Linked DNA regions of Homo sapiens: regions 1, 3, 4, 5 and 6 are each linked to region 2. The links are chromatin contacts, found by Hi-C or POLR2A ChIA-PET in ENCODE. All regions are on one chromosome and are shown on one strand. Each heading gives the region's core, a stretch centred on a gene start or an enhancer-like site at or near the end of the contact. The rest is flanking DNA. Distances are from core to core; before and after follow the strand shown.

Region 1 (4,030 bases), core at 776-3,275, 510 kb before region 2:
ACAAAACAAAAAACCACAACTTTTATGTCTGACTTTCTTTTAGGAAAGATACTTCTAATTTTTTCTTCCTTTTTTTTTTTAATTGTAGGATTTCAGATGCCTCATTCATCGGGCTCATTCAATATGCTCTTTTTGTTGTACAGGTTACATAGGCATCTCAGAGGAGATATTTAGTTGGATGAATAAATGGATCTAGAAAAATATCATCTTATTTTGACAAAGGAAGAAAGGTGAGAAAGGCAGGGAAGCTCAGGGAAACTGATGCTAAGAGGGGCCTCAAGAAAGGTGAGATTTACCATTCGTGGCCATACCAAGGAATTTAGTTACAGATAGATCCTTCTATGGGCACAGTAGCTGGCACCTCCACTAGAACAATTATAATCATTTCTGAGCATCAATCTCCTAAATTATAGAGATGCATAAAAAGATTAGATGAACTCAGTTTTCTAACTTCAGTAGAAATTCTTTAAAATTTGCTACTTATCTCTTCATATGGACGCCACAAGAATATAGCTAACAGAGATTAAATACTTGGAAAAATTAAAAGACCTATTCAAATGTATCCTATTTCATTTAAGTACTAGTTTGTTCTTCCTTTCTTGACTCCAAGTCAGCTCTCAGTAGAAAAAATGGTCTATGAGAAAAGAATGTCACAAAAATGTCAGCTCCAGATCTAAGAGGAGTCTGAATAAGTTCAAGCAGCAAGTCTAAAAGAAATTAACTCCTCATCCCCTGCTTCCTATTCCCTTTTCTGTTTTATTTTGACAGGCATCTGTGTGGATGGGGTACCTTAAGTTTGCTGTGGTAAAAATATTGTGATAATATCATGTTGTGTGTTCTCTTGCCCTGCTGTGATGGTTAATACTGAATGTCAACTTGATTGGATTGAAGAATGCAAAGTATTGATCCTGGGTGTGTCTACGAGGGTGTTGCCAAAGGAGATTAACATTTGAGTCAGTGGACTGGGGAAGGCAGACCCACCCTTAATCTGGTGGTCACAATCTAATCAGCTGCTGGCTAATTTTCTGTCTGGCTAAGCAGACAGAAAAACGTGAAAAGGCAAGACTGGCCTAGCCTCCCAGCCTACATCTTTCTCCCGTGCTGGATGCTTCCTGCCATCAAACACTGGACTCCAAGTTCTTCAGTTTTGAGACTGGGACTGGCCCTCCTTGCTCCTCAAGCTTGCAAATAGCCTATTGTGGGACCTTATGATCATGTTAGTTAATACTTAATAAACTCCCCTTTATATATATAATATCCTATTAGTTATGTCCCTCCAGGGAACCCTTACTAATACACCTGCCAACATAAGAACCAGAAGGAAGAAGTGCAGACGAGCTGGAAGAGTAAGGTGCATGAGTAAATATGAGCTGAGCTACTCAGAATTTTGACAGGACCAATAATTCCTGAAACCTTTGATGTCTGTTTTATACATACACACACACACACACACACACACACACACACACACACACACACTGACCTCCCACAGTGTGCCAGTTAAAACAATGAAATCCCAGAAGAGTTAACTTGACCGAGTCTGAGAAAGCATTACTAGATATCTAAGGACAAAGAAAGAACAAAACTATTTTTAAAAATCTGAAAATGTTAAAAGCTCCAAGAAAAGAGTTAAGATGTGTCTTAAGAATTCAAAAGCCCTCAAAGCTAGCAGATAATAAAGAGAAGAGTGAGTTGACAGTGACAACAAGGCAAATTCTGGCCTTGAATTGCAATCTTTAGGTTCCAGGCTTAGGACTCTCAGAAATTTCATAGCTCCTTGGTTTTGAAATAATGTAAACAATGGCCTAGAAAGACATTCCTGAGAAGTAGACTGGACTGCAGATAAGAAGCTGGACCCAAGGCTCAGGCTGGTGTTAAGACTGTGCAATCTACTTCTCTGTGAAACTTTCTTGGGGGTGAGAAGTTTAGAGTCAACAACTGGAAGAACTCTGTAGAGAGGCGTGGCCCAATTGCTGCTTCCTCTTTTCTCCTGGGGGCAAGTTTCATCAGTCTCAGAGCCCTGCTGTTTGTCATGGGAAATGGGGTGATGGCTGTAGTTCCTGTCTCAGTCTTATTGGTCGATCATACCCTGTCAGCGACCTAGGACATGGTAAGCACTCAAGCACACCATAATTATTTAATATTGATGCAGGGGCTGCCACGACTTAACAATATATTAATGACCAATATTTCATTACTGTGGGTTTGGGGACAGTCAGCCTTAATAGCAGGAGGCTAAACCAGAGTGACTAAAGAGCATCAGAGGATTTCGGATAGCACAGGCGGCAAAGGTCCATAGTGAGACAGCCACGGGGCAAAGGCAACTGGCTTTCTTTACTGAAGAACTACTTTGTGTCGGAGAACCTACTATAAGGAGTTATATTAGAGGTGAAGTTTCTCATGCATGGAGAGACTAGGAGTGATGGTTGACCCCAATATCTTTTTTTTTTTTTTAGAAACAGGGTCTTGCTCTGTGGCTCAGGCTAGAGTGCAGTGGCATAATCATAGCTCACTGTAGCCTCGAGCTCCTGGGCTGTAGGGATCCTCCTTCCTCAGCCTCCTGAGTAGTTGGAACTACAGGTGTGTGCTACTGCATCCAGCTAATTTTTAAAAACTTTTTTTGTAGAGACAGATTCTCACCCCCTTGCCCAGGCAAGTACAGAGATCCATGTACTGGCGCGGTGGCATAGTGGCTCATGCCTGTAATCCCAGCACTTTGAAAATCCTAGGTGGTAGGATTGCTTTAGCTCAGGAGTTCAAAATCAGCCTGGGCAACATAGCAAAAACATGTTTCTACAAAAAATATTTTAAAATGTAGCTGAGTGTAATGGTGCATGCCTCTGGTCCCAGCTACTCAGGAGACTGAGGCCAGAGGATCATCTGAGCCTAGGAGGTCAAAGCTGCAGTAAGCCATGATCACACCACTGCACTCCAGCTTGGAAGACAGAGCAAGACCCTGTCTCAGAAAAAAAAAAAAATGTTTAAAGAAGACAATTAATTTAGATATTTCAGGATTCCCACAAAATATCAGCAGCTAATAAAATCCTGTGCTAGGCCTTACCAAGACAAAATAACATTTAGCCCTATATTTGATGCCTCTCCCATAAAGTCTCAATTTTCTATTGCTATTTAAAAAAATGATGCCATGAAAATACAAAGCAGCTGAAATGAATTATGAGTCCTTTTCGGGGAGGAGAAGGGGGAAAATCTTTCCCCAGGGGCACATTTTTTAAAGTTCCTCTTTCTATTTGAAATGCTTCCTGACTTGAAGCCTTGCAAGAATTTCACAATTAGATGGGTGCAGGGAAGAACAGTTCTGCAGAGTAGCAGAACATTTCTTGCAAATTAAAAAATTATTTGGTTCTGTCGCTAACCTTATTCAAAACTCACTCAATGGTTTACAAAATGCCGGTTCCTCTTAGTTATTTCTTATCAGTGTTCTTATGCAGAGAAGTGTATAAAATACACTGTATAAAATTATGAATGCTAATTGCAAGATTTTCAGGTTCTTAATATTAACAAAGATACATCATAAGCCATCTTTGTTAATCAGCAAATTAAACCTATTACACCAAGTCGACTTCTAAGATTTGTCAAAGTATAATTATTTTTAAGTTAAAAACTTAACTCTCATAAAACATATAGTGAGCAGATGTCAAAGATTTATTTAACTCAACGAGAGAAGAAGCAGAATGACAAAGCTGGAATAAAGAAGAGTATGACAACCATCACGTGGATAGTCATTGGAAGTAATTCTGAAATAAGAGTGCAAAGTTAGACACCAAACTGGTTAATGTCCTACAGGGCAATAAAGCCATAACCATCGGGGTTACCCTTTTTTTTTCTGGACAGATGTCTTTAGCAATGTAACATTTTCTATGGGATAACATCAAACTTTACAGAGTCTGGGTCCTAATTAGTAAGACACACAATGTTACCTCCCCCTAGAATATCAGATGACTTTTGGGCAAGCAGATTAAAAGGTATGCATTCATCTTTTTTCTTTATTTTCAAGATTTGGATAACTCTT
Region 2 (4,095 bases), core at 43-2,542:
TTGACCCCACCTAACCCTAGGGCTCTGAGTTTCTCCTTCCAGCCTTCCCCTGCTCACCGCCTGGAAGCATACCCAGCCAGTCCTGGCTGAAAGTCCCTGCTGGAGCCTTGGAGATGTAACTAGACTCTTCTAGCAGCCAATGTTGGCGCTCCACCCAGACCCACTCAGCTTCCTTCTTACTGTGTGCTTGTGTTTTGCTTGGCTGGGATGACTATGAGATGTCACTCACACTCTAGATAGAGTCCCCTGCAAGATCCAGTGGGAACCCCCCTCCCTGGGGCTTTTATCTCAGATTGTACCTGTTACAGGTTGAATTGTATCCCCCCAAAGTATATACCCAGTGCCACACAATGTGACTGTATTTGGAAATAGGCCATTGCAGATGTAATTAGTTAAGACAGTGGGCCCTTTATAAGAAAAGAGGAATCTGGGCATGGAAACAGAGACACACAAGAAGCTAGCCATGTGAAGACTGAAGCAGAGATTGGATTTATGGGAGTTACTGGAGCTACCACAAGCCAAGGAATACCTGGGGCCACTACAAGCTGGAAGGGGTAAGGAAGGATTCTCCCCTAGAGACTTTAGGGAGCATGGCCAACCAGCACCTTGATGTGGGACTTCTGGCCTCCAGGACCATGAGACAATAAAGTTCTGTTGTTTGAAGCCCCCCAGTCTGCAGTGCTTCGTTTTGGCAGCCCTGAAAGCCCACCTTCATCTCAGCCTCTGCCCTGTCCTGGCCTGCTTCTGCAGCTTCCTCATCTCCCTGGAGGCACTTTTTTAAAAAATGATTGCCCACAAATCCTGGCCTGAAGAAGCCAGTGTTGGTGTCTAAACCCACACTCCTTCTCACCAACACTGGAGCTCTGAGGAGCAGGGAGATCCGGGTCTAAAGCGCCAAGTGCACTGCAGAGACTGCGGAGACCACAGGGGCGTGGCGCCGGCCCCAGGAAACCATGAGTCAACCTTGAAAGGGGAAAGCCTGGCCACACCAAGGGGCGCCAAAAGGGGAATTTCCAAGTCATCACTCTACTCAATATAAACGAATCGCCGGGTCCTTCCATCATTCAACAAGAGCTTTCTGAGCAATTACTCCAAACATCCCCAGGTGTGGTGGGAAACACAGATCCTTCCTTGAAGAAGCAGGGAGGGGCTTTGACTGTGAAAGCCATTGATTTCTTGTGATCTGCATGAAGACAGTCACCCGGGGCTCACGTGCTGGTGCTGCTTCTCCTTTGCCAACCGTCCTGGCCCATCCTGAGCTCTGCCCCAACTTGGGCCCATCTTCCTCCTCTGGCCTTATGACACAGTGGCCGGGCTTTCCGATGCCCTGCCTGGGACCACGCCACCGCTGCCTGCTGTCTCGGGTCTCACAAAACCCAGGGCGTGCTGAGCAGAAGGAACCTCATTCCAAGCCCTTATTCCAAGAGGGGAACGTGGAGGCCCGCACAGGTCAATAACCAGTTCAGTGTCACACAGCATCTGTGACCGGAATTCAAGTCACTTTATGAATAACACATCTAAGGTTGTGGGATATGGTACAAGTTGGGAATCCTGCAGATCCGAGCTGGAATCATCCCACTCCAGAGACCTTGGGCACATTACTAAGCTTGCCTGAATCCCTTTGCCGTCTATAAAATAGATCTCACAGCATCTACATCATGAGTCATGTCAAGGCTAAAATGGGAAAACCTATGTTATCTTAGCACAATTCCTGACACATACTAGTAGACAATGTATGATAACTATTACTTAATGATAGTTATACTTACAAAAATTATCTTATTATTCTCTAGTTATTATTCTCATTCTCCAGTTGCCTCCACTTTAGTAAGCAAAATTCTGTAGAATATTACTTTCTTTTGTTTGTTTTTGAGACAGGGTCTCGCTCTGTCACTCAGGCTGGAGTGCAGTGGTACAATCTCGGCTCACTGCAGCCTCAACCTCTTTGGCTCAAGCGATTCTTCCCCCTCAGCCTCTCAAGTAGCTGGGACTACAGGCACATGCCACCAGGCCTGGCTAATTTTTGTATTTTTTTTTTTTTTTTTTTTGTAGAAACAAGGTTTCACTATGTTGCCTGGACTTGTCTTGAACTCCTGAACTCAGCGATCCACCCGTCTTGGCCTCAAAGTGCTGGGATTACAGGCGTGAGCCATCGTGCACATCCAGAACATTATTTTCTTTTATGTCTGGGACTAGCATCTGTAAAGTTTCTCTGTAAAGAGCCAGATAGCAAATATTTTAGATTTTAGGTTTTGTGGGCTAGGTCGTCTCTGTCATAACTATTCAACTTAGCCACCGTTGCACAAAAGAAGCCATAAATAATATGTGAGCAAATATGTGTGGTTGTGTTAGAGTGAAACTTCATTTACAATAACAAGTGTCCAACCAGATTTAACCTGCAAGCTGCAGTGTGCCAATACCTGATCTAGGACCCTTATAATTGATGATCACACAGTCGTATCTGACACAAAGCCAAAAAAAACCTAAGTGAATTTAGCATAACTTTAAAGTGTATTTTATAATATTTTTAAAGTCGATAATCTGTGTCTAACAGAAATTTGATCAATCAGAAATTTTATTAAGAATGACAATAAGCCAGGAGCAGTGGCTCACGCCTGTAATCCCAGCACTTAGGGAGGCTGAGGCAGGTGGATCACCTGAGGTCAGGAGTTCGAGACCAGCCTGACCAACATGGAGAAACCCCGTCGCTACTAAAAATACAAAATGAGCCTGGTGTGGTGGCACATGCCTGTAATCCCAGCTACTCAGGAGGCTGAGGCAGGATAATTGCTTGAACCTAGGAGGTGGAGGTTGTGGTGAGCTGAGATCACACCATTGCACTCCAGCCTGGGCAACAAGAGCGAAACTCCATCTCAAAAATTAATAATAATAATAATAATAATAATAATAATAATAATAATGACAATAGTAATAATTAGCACCAGACAAAGCATTTTACATACATGATCTCATTTAATCTTCACTACAGCTCTGTGAGGTAGGTATTATTATATAATAGCTCCATTTTACGAGTAGCTAATCTTCAGAGAAGTTAGGTAACTTGCCCAAGGTTAATGGTATCTTGTGGAAGAGCAAAGATTTGAACCCGGGGCTGCTGGACTCCAAAGCCCATGCTTTTATACCCTATTCTTTACCACCTCCCATCCTGGGGCCACACTGGGAAACTGAGGTTACTATTTAACAGCACCTCTATTAATAAAGAATGTGTGCCCCAATGACACGTGCATTTGTCAGGAACTTCATCACTAGGGTGTTGGACAGGCGGGAACTAGGATGTCAGGAAATGAGGACTACAGGGAGTACTATTAAATGCTAACTAAAATAATATCAAGTGTAGCTCAAAATACAAAAATATAAATATCTAGGAATTATAAAATGAGGGTTTAAGGAGAAGAGATGGAAGGCAGCACAGGCAGAGAATTCTAGAACTGGTTGTGTAAATGTCTGAACCAGTCTAGGTGTAAGCAAATAGAGAAAGGTGGTGAATTGGAGAGAACATTCCTGACTATGATATGTTTCCACAAATAGTTACTGCACACCTGCTCTATGCCAACTGCTCTATGCTATTTTAAGTGTTGGGAATTAGGTTAAAAAAAAGAAAGGAAAACAGACAAAAAATCACTGCCTTCATGGCATTTACATCCTATTGAGGAAGAAAAAGGTAGTAAAATAAATAAGATAATTTATAGAATAAGGGATAGTACTAAGTTTGAAAGAGAAAAATAAGAGAGAAAAGAGGAAATCTATTGTCTGCAATTCTTTGAATGAAAGTTTTTTATTCCAAAACAGGATAAATATGAGTTTGCCTGGGAGCAGTAATATGTCAAAAACTACTTAACCAAAAGTGTAATGAACAATTTATTGGCAAGTATAAACACTAGAATTTTTCCATAGTGACAAATGGAAGGGGAAAAGGAAGAAAACAGGACAGCAAGCATTAAACCAAGGATGGGGATGTGGTGAGTACCCATTTGTGGGGAGAAGAGTTCAAGGGCAGCTTCGGTCACGGAGGACAAATGTGAGAAATAGGACAGTTTCATAGGACTTGACCCAGCTTACATTCACCCAGACCAG
Region 3 (3,953 bases), core at 524-3,023, 770 kb before region 2:
ACAAAATGTGAAGATATGTCACATACATTTGTAGATGCAGTGTGTGCTATCTTGCTGTTGGTGACCACTAACTTTGCCTTGAGACAGGGTGTGGAGCAGAGATACATCCTTGAGGTTTGTTTTATTCTCTAAACTTGACAGTGAGAGGACAGGAAATGGTCCATTGAGAAACTGGTGACCAAAAAATGCTGAAATTCTTCTTTAACCTCAGTTCCAGTCAATTCACATTGGAAACCGCAGTGCTTTTAAATTGCGCATTCCTAATTCTCTGATTTCTCACCCCTGTGGCTTGTTTTAGGGTCTCTAGGTGTATATTCAGTCAGCTGAACCACTCGAAGGGCCTGGTCACACCTGTGTCTTACCTTTGTGCCTCCATTTCTACAAGTACAAAGACATGGAGGAAACAGAAATTTTGCTACCTCCTTTCAGTGTTAAGTTTGAGATATCCTGATAAAAACCTTCAAAAAAGGGACTGAATGTTATTATTATTTTTTAAAGTAAAGACAAGAGGTTTATGTCCTACAGTTCTGGAGTCTGGGAAGTCCAAGGTTGAGGGTCCTGCATCTCTGAATGTGAATTTTTAACAAATGTGTTGGGGCTGGAGGGTTGGGGTGAGTTGGAATGGGGACAGAGCTCTTGAAAGATGCTTATTAAATCTGCAGTCCTTTCTAACAGACTTTTACAGGTAGGAACGCTTTCTTTGAGAAAGATGCACAGAGCTTGTCCTCTTCCCTTGAAAGCCATGGGCAATGAATGATAAAGTAGTTAGTCATCACAGAGCACTGGTGACTTAACTGCTCAAATCAATAAATATTCCCATTTCCATTGACTCATTTAATGGGAAAAGAAGGTCACATGTCAAGAAAGAGGGAGGGGATGGAAGAAAGGAGAGAATGAGTGAGACAGGAATTTTGAAATGTATTAGAACGTGTTTTTTTCTAACATTTTAGTATGAAGATTCCCAAATTACAGGAAAGTTGAAGGAATTAAACAGGGTATACCCATTTACTCACAACTTGGATCCTGCAATTAATATTTTGCTATAATTGCTTTATTACCTCTATTGATCCTCTCAAGAGTAGCAGTCTGTGAGTTTTGATGAAGGCTTACTTGTGTGACCCAGTCCTAACCGGATATAAAATATAACCTTCATCTCAGAAAATTCTTTCTTGCCCCTTCCCAGGTAATCCCTGCTCCTACCTCACAGCCAGAGGCAACCACTATTCTAATTTTTAAAACTGTAGATTAGTTTTGCCTATTTTTGAATTCCATGTTAATAATACCATACAGTATGAGCTCTTTTGTATGTGAAGCTTCTTTCATTTACCATAATATTTTTGAGATACAGTCAGGTTGCTGTGTGTAGCCATTTATTTTTTAAACCACAATAATCTCTATTCATTTTTAGAGAGTCTCAGGTTAAGAGTTTCTTCTAAAAGCAACAGGAAAAATAAGCTGTTGTTTTTTTTTTTTTTTTAAGATAGGGGAGAGAGAGTTGAAAGGAACCTGAGTGAAAGGTACTTTGGCCTCTTAATTTTCATGATAAAGAAGTTGAGGCCCCGTCATTGCTCTGGGGCACGCAGACTGAGCTGAAACTGGAACCCAGGTCTCCTGATTCACGGCTTGAAAGGGTTAGGAAGGCAGCTGAGTAGGGTGGTTGTTTGAGCTGAAGCCATGTGAGAATAGAGAGTTTCGACAGAGCTTTGCTTTAGAGGATGTGAAACTACAGTAACCTCATGTGACAAAAAATCCTCCGAGGCCTTGGTATGGAGCCAGAGGAGGAAGTTTGACATGGCCTCTGGTTACCAGCTCCACCTCTGAACCCACTGGCCCAGGATGACTTATGGTGAGCTCTCTGATTTGCAATAAAACTAGACATGGGACAGAGAAAGCTTTTCTGCACCATGCACAAGGCAGGACAATGCTAAAGGAGGGGGGGGAAAAAAAAACAAGAAAGACACCTTCAGCCACATGGCCTTCCCATAGCAGGGGACCCAGAGCTGAAAATAAAACACCCAGGGAGGAAGGGATGCTGTGGTTACAGACAGAGCCTTTGTCTCCCAAGTGCATGTTCCAATTCAGCCCAGGATGACAATGACCTGGAGGTTCCTGCCTGCCAGCTGTTGGCTGGCCTTTGTGAAAGTCCCCGAGCTCCAGGCCAATGCTTAGCGGGCAGGTATCCATATCGTGAAGCCAATTGGCACTGCTGGTACCTTTGTTGATGATGTGAGCACAGCCACTGGGAACCAAGGCTGCTGGTGCACTCTTGCTACCAGCTGGCAGGTGCAAACCCATGGGCAGGTGCCCTGGGGAGAGACGGTTCATGCTGCCATGGTAACCGATAAAAAAAAGGAGGTTTCTTCAAGGTCAGTTTGCCCTTTTTTCTGCTAGAGGATATTGTGAGGAAGAAATGAATTTGTGGCAGCCCTGACTTGTGTGTAAATGTGTCCTTCATCTGTTTTGAATTGACACTTCTAATTGGATCTAATATTAGTGTCACCCACTGGGCAAATCTGGGTATTGGTGGGTCTCCTGGGCTATGTCATTGTGGACAAAGATCAAGTCACCAGAGAAGTCCCAGAAGAGACGTTCCAGTGTAAACCAAGCAGGATTGAACAAAGAATTCCAAAAGTGATTTTGAAAAGGCTGACAGTCAGGTTGGACAGGTTCTTCGGGCTATTCCAGGATGTGAAATTAATGCGGACTGTCTGAGGCGTGTCACCCTAGATGTCCTTTAGCCAAACTGTCCTAGGTGCAAGGAAGAAGGGACCCTTGTCAGCTTGCTTGGTGCCTCACGAGTTTGTCACAATGCATTCATTGTAAAGAAGCAAGCTTTCCTTATCATCATTGTCCTTCTCTCTGTAAACCTTCTGCTCATGCCTTTACCTTGGGCAAATACATTTTCTGGCTTTGATTTAAAAGTTCAGCTTCTTGATATTAATATTTCTGCGCTTCATTCTGATAAAAGTTGTTCTGACTCAGGTCATTGGCTTGGGTGTCAGTAATTTTCCCATTTAGCCTCTCTTGTGTGTTTTTCATATTCTGAGATTTCTGTTGGCAGAAATAACAGCATTGTATTAATTAATTAATTAGTAGCATTGTGTTATTGCAGGGGCTTCATGAACCCCTGGGAGAATTTTACTCTGTTCTGCTTACTGGGATGCTACCAAAATTATTTAGTACCCTGACAATCAGAAATATCATTTTTTTGGATAAACTCTAAGCAACTTGCCTGCAAGTATAACCATGGAGGTTGGCCTCAGCTTCCCAATGTACAAAATGAAAAGATTAGATTAAATGATGTCTTCAGGTACTTGCCAGCTGGTTTTCTAAGATGTTTGATTTTAACATAAAAAGAAAACCTGTGAATATATTCAACAAATAACAAATGGAATTTACAAAGCTCTGCACTGGATCCTTGTATGCAGTAAATATTTATAATTCATCTACCAAGTCTGGGTGCTGGGGCTATGGAAGCGGATACAGCATCATTTTCTATTCTGAAGGATCTCATAGCCTAATGAGGGAGGGGTCACAAGAAAAAAATTCTTCTCAAAATTGGCAGGAGTTTGAAGACAAAATTCTGCTTGGGAAAAGAACTTACCTTTTGGTTTGGAAGAGCTTCTAAACTGACATGTTTAATGTAGAAAGATAAGTCTTTTTCCCTGAGCCCCCTCAACTGGCAGGGCCATAACTAAGGTGATATTGAGTGAGGCACTTGCCTGGGATACAAAAAAAAAAAAAGGGGTCGAGGGGGATGTCAAAAAACTTCGTGGTTAAGATAAACTGCACTATAAAGTAGTCTTTTAAAAATCAAAATTAATGAAAACAAAATCCCTGATGAACAAAGGATGAAAATTTAAAATAAAGAGAGGATCTGATCCTGCATGTGTATATACCCTTTCCTCACTTTCCTCCCCCTAATCTTGGCCCTGGTTCTATTAAAATTTTAT
Region 4 (3,643 bases), core at 674-3,173, 690 kb before region 2:
AGCAGGAGGATTGCTTGAGCCCAGGAGTTCGAGACCAGCCTGGGCAACATGATGAAACCCCATCTCTACAACAAATACAAAAATTAGCAAAATTAATTGAGCATGGTAGTATGCACTTACAGTCCCAGCTACTCAGGAGGCTGAAGTGGGAGGATTCCTGGAGCCTGGGAGGCAGAGGTTGCAGTGAGCTGAGATCACACCACTGAGCTTCACACCACTGCGCTTCAGCCTGGGCAACAGAGCAAGACAGTGTCTCAAAAAAAAAAAAAAAAAAAGAAAGACAATTAACTTTTAGTAAAAGCCTTCTTTTTTCATGATCATTTGAATGCCTACCATATTTATTTATATTTAGAATATTGTTGTTATATTTTATTATTGAGGAGCTAAAACAAGCATTGAAAAGACAGGGCTTGGTACCTGTTATGGAGTGAATTGTATCTTCCCCCTCCAAATTCATGTATCCTAATCTCTGATACCGCAGAATGTGACTGCATTTGAAGAGAGTCTTTAAAGAGGTAATTATTGTTAAATGGGGTCACTGGAATTATCCCGCTAGGATTACCAACGTGACTGGTGTCTTCATAAGAAGAGAGTAGGACATAGACATGTACAGAGGGAAGAGCATGTGGAGACCCAGGGAGGAGGCGATGGCCACCTACAAGCCAAGGAGAGAGGCCTCAGAAGTAGCCCACTCCTTGATCTTGGCCTTCTAGCCTCCAGAATCGTGAGACAATAAACTCCTGTTGCTAGCCTCCCAGACTGTGATACTGTGTTATGGCAGCCCTGGCAAACTAATAGAGTACCTATGATTTTGTTTATTGTGTGGGATAATCAAGGAACTGAGCCCTTTATTAAAGACTTTAAATATGCCTCTACAGTATAATGTGAGATAGGAAATCTGGATTCAAATCCTGGTCCTGCTACTTGCTCACTGTGCAATCTCAGACAAGTCACTTAACCTCACTGAACTTTGATTTTCTCAGTTGTACACATGTGGAAAATGCTATATTTAACTTGTGGGGTTGTGGAAATAACTAAAAAAACAGCATAGAGGTGCCCTCTTCCCTCACCCTCCTGTGGTGGATACTCACAGAATGGAGGGAAGGACCCTGGTGTCCTGTTTCCCAGCTGAGCACATGGAATTCTCTGGTTGCAACTTGAACAGCAACCTGAGAGATGAAACGTGAGCTAGCCCAGCACCCCACAGTTTGAGGCAGGGCGATATGGGTGCTTGCTTCCGAGCGAGGGCATCTCTGGTCCTGGATGTCCATTTGTGAGTTTACAGGCAGGGCAATTTGCCCATTCCCCAGTCATTTTCACAGCAGCTGGTGTCATAAATTACCACAATCACAAGTCCTCTCAAAGCGGGGCATTCCTGACATGGAATGAAGACCTACAGCCCCAGAGCATCTGATGAGATTGGATTTGTCAATAAGGGCAGTAGCCAGGCCCACGGGTGTTTGAGTACAAACTCTGGGGTCAGCAGCTGGGGCCACACCTTGGGAAGCTGCCCACTTTACTTAGGTTGTTTGCAGTAAAGTAGCTTCCGCAGTGGTTCTGAGGAGGAGGCTCCCGGCGCTCTCCCTAGGCGACATTCTGCTCCATGCCTGGATCTGGGCGTCCCACCCTCTCCCTGGGGTGCTGACAGTCAGAAACCCAGGCGTGTCAGGAAGAGCTCAGAGTTGGGCAAGCTCTGAGAACCATTTCAGCTCAGTGAAAGAGGCCGGTTAAGTTTTTGGTTTCAGAGGAGATACTTTCAGGGGGGTGAGAGGAAAGGGAAGAGGCCAAGATGCAAGGTCTGGCTGCCATTGGTCAGGGTCAGCCTGGGCTGTGGTGTTAAGGGGGTTTCAGCAGCCACTGTTGTTTCTGTTGCTCTGGCAACCAGAGGAGAAATACACAACGCCCAGTGCAGGTGCACAAGTGTTGAGTGCAGGCCCATTTCCTCCAATCGGCCCCAGCCAGCCCAGAGGCAGCGACCTAGGGGCTCCTCCCAGGATGGCTAGCTGAAAGTTTTGGTGTGTGGAGGCTGAAATGTGGAAACTAAATTTGAAGGGCGTTGACTACAGGGGCTGTGGGCAGCACCTGGTGGCACCCTCCCTCTCACGCAGGAAAGCCGGGCCTGGGGCTTGGATGGGTCAACTGGATCTCCTGCCTGTCCCTAGTTGGTTTTCCTGCTTCCGGTGGCTGCAGCCCCAGCAGCTACATCCTGGATCCTATTGAGGAAGCTTGGTGCTAGGTCAGACCCGTGACTTGCAGCTCCACCCTGGAGCTCTGGTGCGAAGCTGTGGCTGCCTGGGAGGGTGTGAGGGTTCCCTTATTCTGGTGCCTCCCTTTGCTGAGCTTGCAGCGACCCCCGACCCCCAAGCCACTCTGCTAGGCTCTCCCTCTGTAAAGGTCTCTGATTAACAGCCCTGGGGACTGGTAGACACAGGTTCAGATCTCCGTCCCTGACTGATTGAACTTCTTTGAGATTCTGGTTTCCTTACCCATGAAGTGGAAGTAGTCAAACCCATCTCAAAGATTTGTGAGGAAGAAGTTTCTGTGAAAATACCTAAGGCAGCACCTGACACATAGTAGGTGCTAAATAAATGGGGTCTTTGCCTCTTGCGTAAGAGCCAGAATTCAAGAGGCCTTGATTTCTGATGCATTTGCACTCTCTAAGCTGACAGCTGGGCCTATTCCCTTGCCAGGAGTTTCAGGACCAAGGCCATCCCGCAAGCCCAGTCCATCAGCACTTCCTGAAGCTCTCTCTTCTCAGTATATCCAGAAACTCTCCACTCCCACCTCTCTCACTGCTACCTTATCCCAGCTCCATCACCTCTTACCTGGATTACTGCAGCTGCCTCCAAACTAGGCTCCCTGCTTCTGTCCCTGACTGCTCAAACTCTTCCTACTCAGCAGGCATCCTGCTATGCCAGTAGTCATCAGATGGTGCCTCTCCTCTGTTCAGAGCTTGCCAGAGTCTGCCTTTCTCATTCTGGGCCCCGCTTCTATTACCTCATTTCCCACCGCTTCCCTTTACTCTTTCTACTCCTGGCCTCTTTGCTGCTTCTTCAAAGTAAGAAGCATGCTCCCAAACAGGACATTTGCACGTGCTTTTTCCTCTCCCTGGGTGTCCACTCTGATGTCCTTATGGCTCATGCTCGCTTCCTTCAGCTTTCCACTCAGCCTTCCCCTTCTGAGCAAGGGCCTCCCTGACCACCCATCTAAAACATCACCCTCAATCCCCATCACTTCCTACCTCCCTGCTTGCTTTTTCTTCATATCCCCTATCATAACCTGAAATATACATTTATGTGTTTATTTTTGTCTTACTCTACCAAATGTAGGATTACCAACATTTCCTATCAAAGTGCAGGAAATGCGGTTTCTTCCTGTTGAGTCTTCACTGCCTAGCCAGTCTTCACCTGGCTCTTTCTTCCTGTTGAGTCTTCACTGCCTAGAACAGTGCTTGGCATACAGTAAACACTAAATGAATTTAAGTTGAATAAATGAATGAATGGATGGGATAGGGGAAAGAATATATATACATGTATCTACATATATTTAAATCTACATTAAGTGAAAGTGTTCATATATTTAGTTATACACATATATTTCTCTAGGGATATCTCCTTCGAAGAGAACATATGGAGATATATAT
Region 5 (3,673 bases), core at 601-3,100, 560 kb after region 2:
GCAGATCATGAGGTCAGGAGATAGAGACCATACTGGCTAACACGGTGAAACCCCGTCTCTACTAAAAATACAAAAAATTAGCTGGGCATGGTGGCGGGCGCCTGTAGTCCCAGCTATTCAGGAGGCTGAGGCAGGAGAATGGCGTGAACCCAGGAGGCGGAGCTTGCAGTGAGCAGAGGTTGCACCACTGCACTCCAGCCTGCGAGACAGAACGAGACTCCATCTCAAAAAATAAATAAATAAATAAAAATCAGTTACTCATCTACTTGTATCAACACTCAGATATAGAAGACGGCAAAGTCACATGAAATGAAGAGTCACTATTACTATATATTCAAATGCTTAAAACTATGTACATAAAACCAGTAAAATATTTTCATGTCACTGACAGAAATAAACTTTAAAAATACCTGAAGAAAAAAATGTATCTGAGACAAATAATAAAGTATGGTAATTTAGAAATGTAATATTATCAGAACACTTTAAGATAAATGTTATCCATTTTGCCTAAGTCTAATCAGAAAATAAAGTACTATACTTTACCTAAGTAGAGCAACCAATAAAACTTCCCAGGTTCTAACTGAATAGTCACATTAATTTAATTAAAAACGAAAAGTCAGATGAGGCACTACATGAATTACCTCTGTGGTCATAACAAGACAAGATGCCGTAGGATTAATAGTAACATCACCAGTCATCAAACCAACATCTTGAAATTCTTCATACATTTCACGGTATTTTTGGTTACTCAGAGCCTTAATTGGGCTGGTAAATATTACACGCTGCTTTTCCCTTAAGGCCAATGCAATGGCATACCTACAAATGTGAAAACAAATAATCATACAACTTTTCCTTTAAATTATGACTTTAAAAATTCTGTTAATATTTAAATTGTGTCCAAATTTTCCCTAATTATTTATCTTGAATGGACTCTGAAGAACAGTAACACCATATCTATTATACTAATAATTATAATAAATATGAAATAGAGTGATCTAAAATCATTTTAACTCCGGTCACTCAGAGTTAATGCAACTTAGTCACTAATAGCAATAGATTACTAACAGTTACCTATTTCTTGCAAGGAAAACACCTTTGGTTCTAAGACGGGCTTCCAAAATTCAGAGCCTCTGTCTGTGAGTTCACACATATACAGATGATCAAGTGCTTATAGCCCCTGGAAAATGAAGTGTTTCCTCCTCAAGTTTCACAAATAAGTTAATCTATATGTATTCTTTTCCCACATGTAACAGTTAACAAGTCAGTCCTCTGAAAATTATGGTAGGTTCTGATTATGGAAAATTTCTTTCATAGCTATTAACAGAACACAATAGAGCAGTTTTGTTTTTCTTTAAATATAGACAGATAGCATTAAACTTAACATTGTAGTAGATCCTCCTTATTTAAGATTCAGCTCCTGCCCAGAATAGGCTTATTATAATGTATTTGGGGAAATAAAAATAACATTCATCCCAGCCAGTGAAATAAGCAATTTTTAAAAAATCAGAAGTTGTCCAAACATCAAATATGAATTACAAGAAACATACACAAAAAGAAAATACAGAAATGCTACATACATTATCTAAACTTTTCAAGAAAAAAATTGCAAGATATAAAAACAAACAGGAAAGTATGACCATATGTAGGAAAAAAGAAGCAGTCACAAGAAACTGACTGTCTCAAAAAGGAACCAAAACTATTAACAACATAATCAAATGGAAAGTCTACAGATTAGGCCGGGCGCAGTGGCTCACACCTATAATCCTAGCATTTAGGGAGGCTGAGGTGGGTGGATCACATGACGCCAAGAGTTCGAGACCAGCCTTGGCCAAAATGGGGAAACCCTGTCTCTACTAAAAATACAAAAATTAGTCAGGTATGGTGGTGTACATTTGTAATCCCAGCTACTTGGCAGGCTGAAGAAGGAGAACTGCTTGAATCCAGGAGGTGGAGGCTGCAGTGAGCCAACATCACGTCATTGTACTCCAGCCTGGGTGACAGAGTGAGACTGTGTCTCAAAAAAAAAAAAAAAAAAAAAAGAAAAAGAAAGTCTACAGATTAACAATCAAAAGAAAAAATTCTCTAGATGGGCCCATAAGCAGATTTGTGATGACTGTTATCAATGAACATGAAGATAAATTGAGAGAAATTATCAAATCTAAAGAGAAAAATAAATAGAAAAATAAGAGACACTCAGGTATCTGCAAGACATCCTCAAGTATCTCAAAGGAAATTCCAAAATAAGAAAGAGGTAGGAAAAAAAAAACAATAAAAAACTTCATTTGTTTAAAAGACATTAGAGATCCAAGAAGCTCAATTAACACAGCATGAAAAAGCAAAAAAGAACCATACCTAGAAACATCATAGTTAAACTGCTAAATGACAAAGGCAAAGAGAGTCTTTGAAAAACCACAACAGAAAAACTCAATACATAAGAGAACAACATAATTAAGGCTGACTTCTCATCAGAAACAATGGAGTAGAATGAAATGATATCAGTAGAATGATGTATCTGGAGTTGAAGGGGAAAAAAAATCGGTCAACCAGGAACTCTATATCCAGTGACACCGTCCTTCAAAAATGAAAGCAAAATAAAACTACTCTGTAAGAAATATTTATTAAAAACCTTTCAAACTAAAAGGAAGCAATACCATAAAACAGAACAATTAAGACTATGTATGTAAAGGTATATATAAAATTTTTATCACTTAATATTTTTAGAAAACACAATTTAAAGCAATGATTATACTGTATTACAGATACTGTATTATTAGATTTATAGCATATGTAGTTGAAATATATGACAGTATTAAATAGTACAAAAATGAGAAGAAAATACTAGGGCAAGTTTTCAATATTTTCCATAAATTGTGACTGTGATTTAGTTAAACATGCATACTGTAAGCCCCAAAATAACCACTAAAAACTAACTCAAAGAAAGCTAAAAAGTCAAGAGAAATTAAAATGGTACACTAAAAGATATTTGTTAAACAAAATAGAAGGCAATGGAGGAAAAATAAGGATCAAAAAAAAAACATGAGAAATATACCAAAAGACCCCCAAAACGAACAACAAAAGGCAAATATAAATCCAACCATATCAATCATTAAATTAAACTACTGAAATTTCACGAAGTATCTTCTCTAATCACAAATTAAGTTAGAAATAACAAATGGCTAAGTATATGGAAAATCACGTTTGAAAAGTAAACAACATACAAGGGAACCAAAAGAGAAATGAAAAAGTGGATTAAATGAAAATGAAACACAGTAATATCAGTTTACAGGATGCATTTTAAGCAGTACTGAGTGAAATTTTATAGTTTTATATAAACACTTACATTAAACATAAAGAATTATCTAAAACCTCAGGAAATTTCTACGCCAGGCACAGTGGCTCACACCTGTAATCCCAGCACTTTGGGAGGCTGAGGCAGGAGGACTGCTTGAGCCCAGAAGTTCAAGACCAGTCTGGGCAACACAGACCCTGTCGCTACAAAAAATAAATTAAAAATAAATAAATAAATAAAATATAAAAATTAGCTGGGTGTGGTAGCGCACGTCTGTACTCCCAGTTACTAAGGTGGCTGAGGTGGGAGCATCAGTTGAGCCTGGGAAGTCAAGGCTGCAGTGAGCCATGATTATGCCATTGCATTCCAACCCGGTTGACAGCA
Region 6 (3,612 bases), core at 457-2,956, 730 kb after region 2:
CTGTGTATATGTATGCTGTGGAATTAATGGCTATAATGGAATTTATAAATGTATTTTTACAGATAATTGCATTCTAAATGAATGATTCACTATTCTTAGTACTTGTAAGAAATTGGATTCTAAAAATCCCAATTTACATGGATTTATGAGCTTATTAGTTGAATTGCTTTTATTCTGTGTTTATACAAAATGGTTAAATGTAAACTATATTTAAAAATAGAACAAAGATAATATGTCCTTCATATTATTTCCAATATACTTTGAGTTTTAGTTGGCATTTGCAAAACTGATCATTTAAATTAACAATGCATCTGACTCTCATCCAATAATAGTTTACTTTTATTTAGTCTTAATGTTTGCTGAAAGATTTACTGGAATTTGGAATGAGTACTCCACTGCAAGGAAAATAGACTTCTTGTGGGTGAAACTTAGAGATCTTTTAATCCACTAGTTATTTGACTATCAAACATTTTGATATATGTCATTTGAAGATTAAGTTACCCTATGCAGCATTATTATTGTACATAGAAAACTGGTCTAAGATTGGGTCTTAGTTCTAATGCCATTTTTTCTTGCTTTCAGTATGAAGGAAAGCAGGGGAGTGAGTTTTAGGTTTTTTTTTTTTTTTTTTTTTGGATCACTGACCCTTTTGAGTATCTGCTATCTATGAACTGTTTCCCCAGAAAAACACACAAACTCACATTGCCTTAGAGCAAAATACAATCCAATGTCAAAAATGGTTGGGGGGTTAGCAAGGGAGGGACAAACAGGCTGCCAGGCTGTCAGAGGCTTCCCAGATGCAGTGTCCCCTCCTGCCATATGGCACAACTCGGCTCTCTTGGCAGCTCAGATGGGCAGCTAAGGCTGCACAGCCCATCTGGTTCCCTGTCATTTCCCGCCAGACCTCTTCCTCAACCCTCAATATCTTCCTCTCCCCCTTTATCACGGAGTCCCCAGTGTGCTCAGCTTTCTGGCCCCCTCTTCACGCCTTATGAGGTCCTGCCTGTCACTGGTTCTTTCACTACCTCTTCACCTCTCTCACCTACCCCCTGCTAAGGAACAGGGCTCAGAAGCCCGAGTGAGAGGACCTGACTACTCCCAATGTATAGAGCAGGGAATAATTTATTGCATAAATATGTCAACGCTCTCCCTTTTGATCGGCATAGAAATCTTGCCACGTTTTCTTGCCTTCTGAAAACGAAGAGCTGACGAACACGCCTCACATCTATAGCTGACACAGCGATTACCAACGGACAGAGGCCGGAGAGCTGTGCACGCTCGGATCCTGCAAAGGCAGGGTGTGGTTGGAGAAAGAGAAGTGGGTGCAGAGGAACAGGGATCAGGGCCGTTATAAGGAAACATTCTTGTTTCTGAAAATGGAAAGATCGTGAACTCCCAGAACCCGCTTCTTCGCCCGCCAACCCCTCCGCCTCCTGCCGCGGTGGCAGCCCCCGGCGCCAGGCCCAGCCGCAGGCCCGCCACGGCTCGCGGCAAAGCTTGGCGCCCGGGTGCGCGCCTCGGCCGGAGGCGGTGGCGGGGCGGGGCCCAGAGAGGGCCGGCAGGGGCGGGGCCGCGGCGCGCGCCGGGGAATCCCACCCGGGCTCTGACGACACCGCGGCGCCGGCCAATAAGAAGCCGGCGAGGGGGATTCCCGCGCCGACTGCCGCCCCGCCGGCTTTTTAAATGGTACCCTGGGGAACACCTTGCAGCGGCGGTGGGAGGAGTGGGGGACCTGGAGGGAGGTGGTGAAATAGAATGGTCCTGGGGGACGGGACTCCAGGGGTTTGACGATTAGGCGTCAAGACTGACTTAGACCTGGGAAGAAAACCAGAGGCAGTCGAGCAGAGAGGCCAAACGCCAGGCAGGGCGAAGTCAGCCGGAGATGGAGTGGAAACTGGAGCGCACCGCGCCTCGGAGGGTCCGCACGGAAGAGGAGATGCTGTGGGTGAGTAACACCCTTTTCTGCATTCTCCCTAACTCTCTAATGCGGGGCCGAAGGCCCCGTTCATAATATCTGTTTAGGACCAAGAGGTGGTACGAAACTCTAAGCCCTGGTCGTAAATTTGAGTGATGTAATTTAGTTATATTCTGAAGGTGCCTAGTTGCCAAAAAAAAAAAAAAAAAAAAAAAAAAGTGTAATCTGACAAGCACAAGATCTAGAAAAATTCCACACCTGAAATTATGATTTTCCTAAATAGTTTCTCCCTCAATATGTTATCTGTGTTTTCAAAGGAAAGTATCATGCGTGTGCTCTCCAAAGACTTGAAGCAGAAGAGAAGTCAAGATTCCGCCAACGTGAGTCCAGGGCTTGTTCTTGTTCTCTGTTTTAATTCTGATCTTGAACAAACGAATTCTTGGTAAATAATGTATTTGTAGGAAGTTTGAGCTGGTCTGAAAATATGAGAATTTTAGTATCTTATTACATACTAAAAAAAATTTCTTTATGAAACTGAAGATCCCAGACAAATAATGCAATCGTTTGCATCTGAATCGTACTTTCTAGTTTCTGCCTCCACAGCAAAGGATAAAGCTGGGATGTGTCAGGTAGGCAGTGTATTGCTAGCGGCTGTTAATGATTTTAACAGTTGCTAGTTGCACTCCTCTCTGTTGCATTCAGAAGCACGCCCCCCAAAGAAATGGAAATGGTGCCATCTTGTGGACAATGTGGAGAAGTGGCATAAACCATGGTTCTTAACGTGAGCAATTTAAAGTTGATCCAATGTAGTACCTGTTCTCCTTGAAAGACCAAACCCAAAGGTCTTTAGTGTCTCCTGTAATCAGTGTAAAAGGAAACAAATTTAAATGGTTTTATAAACGTGTTTCATAAAGAGCCTTCATCTGCTTTAAATCTCTGTCACCATTTACCATGCTTCTCTCTAGGCTCAATAGTTCATCTTCCTTTGACCTGTACGCAGAGATTCTAGTTCCAAATCCACCACCATTTTAATAGATTTTTCTAGATCTTATATAAATTTTGCAACTAGGCACTGTGGCTCATGCCTGTAATCCCGGCACTTTGGGATGCTGAGGCAGGAGGATCACTTGAGGCCAAGACTTCAAGACCAGCCTGGACAACACAGGGAGACCTTGTCTTTATAAAAAAACTGCAAAAATTAGCTGGGCATGATGACATGTGCCTGTAGTCCCAGCTACTTGGGAGCCTGAGGCAGGAGGATTGCTTGAGCCCAGGCGTTCAAGGCTGCAGTGAGCTATGATTGCACAACTGCACTCCAGCCTGGAGGACAGAGCCAGACCCTGCCTCTTAAAAAAAAAAATTCAGTATTCAAGTGGTAACATCCTATATTGAATACATAATTGCATTTTCAGAACTCGATTACTAATGTCATTTCTAGTAGGAGAAAACTAATTGCATTTAAGCCCTTACATTTCTTAAATACTTTAATGTTGATTTTTTCCCCCAAACACTGCTGCAGTTTTGTGTCGTGCACAGCTTATGTATTATCACGACTCCTAGATATTTTACTGTCTAATACAGACAAGTAGTCTTTGGATCAGTAAACAGAAGTGATTTGAAAAGCTATAGTTAAGTAACTTTTTATTTATTTTTTTGAGACAGAGTCTCACTTTGTTGCCCAGGTTGGAGTGCAGTGG

Evidence for each region. Hi-C counts contacts between places; a loop is a spot of excess contacts on that map. ChIA-PET counts read pairs that join two places held with the same protein, here RNA polymerase II (POLR2A). Pooled maps may share reads with other maps.
Region 1: a pooled map shows a loop between it and region 2 (4-fold over the local background). The contact joins two enhancer-like sites. A Hi-C loop is called at or near these places in 4 of 37 single-sample maps with no recorded cell type and 4 of 50 pooled maps.
Region 3: a loop to region 2 is called in a pooled map, with 3 times the contacts of the local background. The contact joins two enhancer-like sites. A Hi-C loop is called at or near these places in 2 of 37 single-sample maps with no recorded cell type and 3 of 50 pooled maps.
Region 4: a loop to region 2 is called in a pooled map, with 2.6 times the contacts of the local background. The contact joins two enhancer-like sites. A Hi-C loop is called at or near these places in 2 of 37 single-sample maps with no recorded cell type and 2 of 50 pooled maps. POLR2A ChIA-PET finds 5 or more read pairs at or near these places in 1 of 52 experiments (activated T-cell).
Region 5: a loop to region 2 is called in a pooled map, with 1.9 times the contacts of the local background. The contact joins two enhancer-like sites. A Hi-C loop is called at or near these places in 3 of 168 maps with a recorded cell type or tissue (IMR-90, chondrocyte and dorsolateral prefrontal cortex), 8 of 37 single-sample maps with no recorded cell type and 6 of 50 pooled maps.
Region 6: a loop to region 2 is called in a map of GM12878, with 3 times the contacts of the local background. The contact joins the promoter of CDC20B here to the enhancer-like site in region 2. A Hi-C loop is called at or near these places in 2 of 168 maps with a recorded cell type or tissue (GM12878 and chondrocyte), 10 of 37 single-sample maps with no recorded cell type and 4 of 50 pooled maps. POLR2A ChIA-PET finds 5 or more read pairs at or near these places in 1 of 52 experiments (activated CD4-positive, alpha-beta T cell).

What each region holds. Positions count from the first base shown.
Region 1 is chr5:56,413,471-56,417,500 of GRCh38, reverse strand. No RefSeq gene overlaps it. Among named protein-coding and RNA genes, the nearest start is that of LINC01948, 66 kb to the left of the region's middle. RefSeq lists an enhancer at 2,117-2,166. Within about 2 kb of position 2,025, at least 16 of the 41 ENCODE cell types and tissues checked have a DNase peak (open chromatin) inside an H3K27ac peak, as active enhancers do.
Region 2 is chr5:55,900,413-55,904,507 of GRCh38, reverse strand. All of the region lies in intron 8 of IL31RA (interleukin 31 receptor A), which reads right to left. Among named protein-coding and RNA genes, the nearest start is that of IL31RA, 51 kb to the right of the region's middle. RefSeq lists enhancers at 606-1,105, 667-1,316, 1,106-1,607. Within about 2 kb of position 1,292, at least 2 of the 41 ENCODE cell types and tissues checked have a DNase peak (open chromatin) inside an H3K27ac peak, as active enhancers do; they include GM12878, where a contact is called at or near this core.
Region 3 is chr5:56,667,976-56,671,928 of GRCh38, reverse strand. No RefSeq gene overlaps it. Among named protein-coding and RNA genes, the nearest start is that of C5orf67, 64 kb to the right of the region's middle. RefSeq lists an enhancer at 1,434-1,483 and a silencer at 1,433-1,727. Within about 2 kb of position 1,773, at least 15 of the 41 ENCODE cell types and tissues checked have a DNase peak (open chromatin) inside an H3K27ac peak, as active enhancers do.
Region 4 is chr5:56,587,336-56,590,978 of GRCh38, reverse strand. All of the region lies in intron 1 of C5orf67 (chromosome 5 putative open reading frame 67), which reads left to right. Among named protein-coding and RNA genes, the nearest start is that of C5orf67, 17 kb to the left of the region's middle. RefSeq lists enhancers at 1,710-1,969, 2,100-2,179. Within about 2 kb of position 1,923, at least 18 of the 41 ENCODE cell types and tissues checked have a DNase peak (open chromatin) inside an H3K27ac peak, as active enhancers do.
Region 5 is chr5:55,337,153-55,340,825 of GRCh38, reverse strand. MTREX (Mtr4 exosome RNA helicase) reads right to left here. Exons shown (of 27, transcript NM_015360.5): 6 at 642-816. The region is part of intron 1 of LOC124900979 (a long non-coding RNA gene); the gene reads left to right. Among named protein-coding and RNA genes, the nearest start is that of MTREX, 31 kb to the right of the region's middle. Within about 2 kb of position 1,850, at least 3 of the 41 ENCODE cell types and tissues checked have a DNase peak (open chromatin) inside an H3K27ac peak, as active enhancers do.
Region 6 is chr5:55,171,271-55,174,882 of GRCh38, reverse strand. CDC20B (cell division cycle 20B) reads left to right here and starts at 1,706. Exons shown (of 12, transcript NM_001170402.1): 1 at 1,706-1,945; 2 at 2,233-2,295. The coding sequence starts at 1,883. MIR449C (microRNA 449c) reads left to right here and starts at 2,530; the gene lies at 2,530-2,621. RefSeq lists silencers at 1,271-1,600, 1,688-1,982.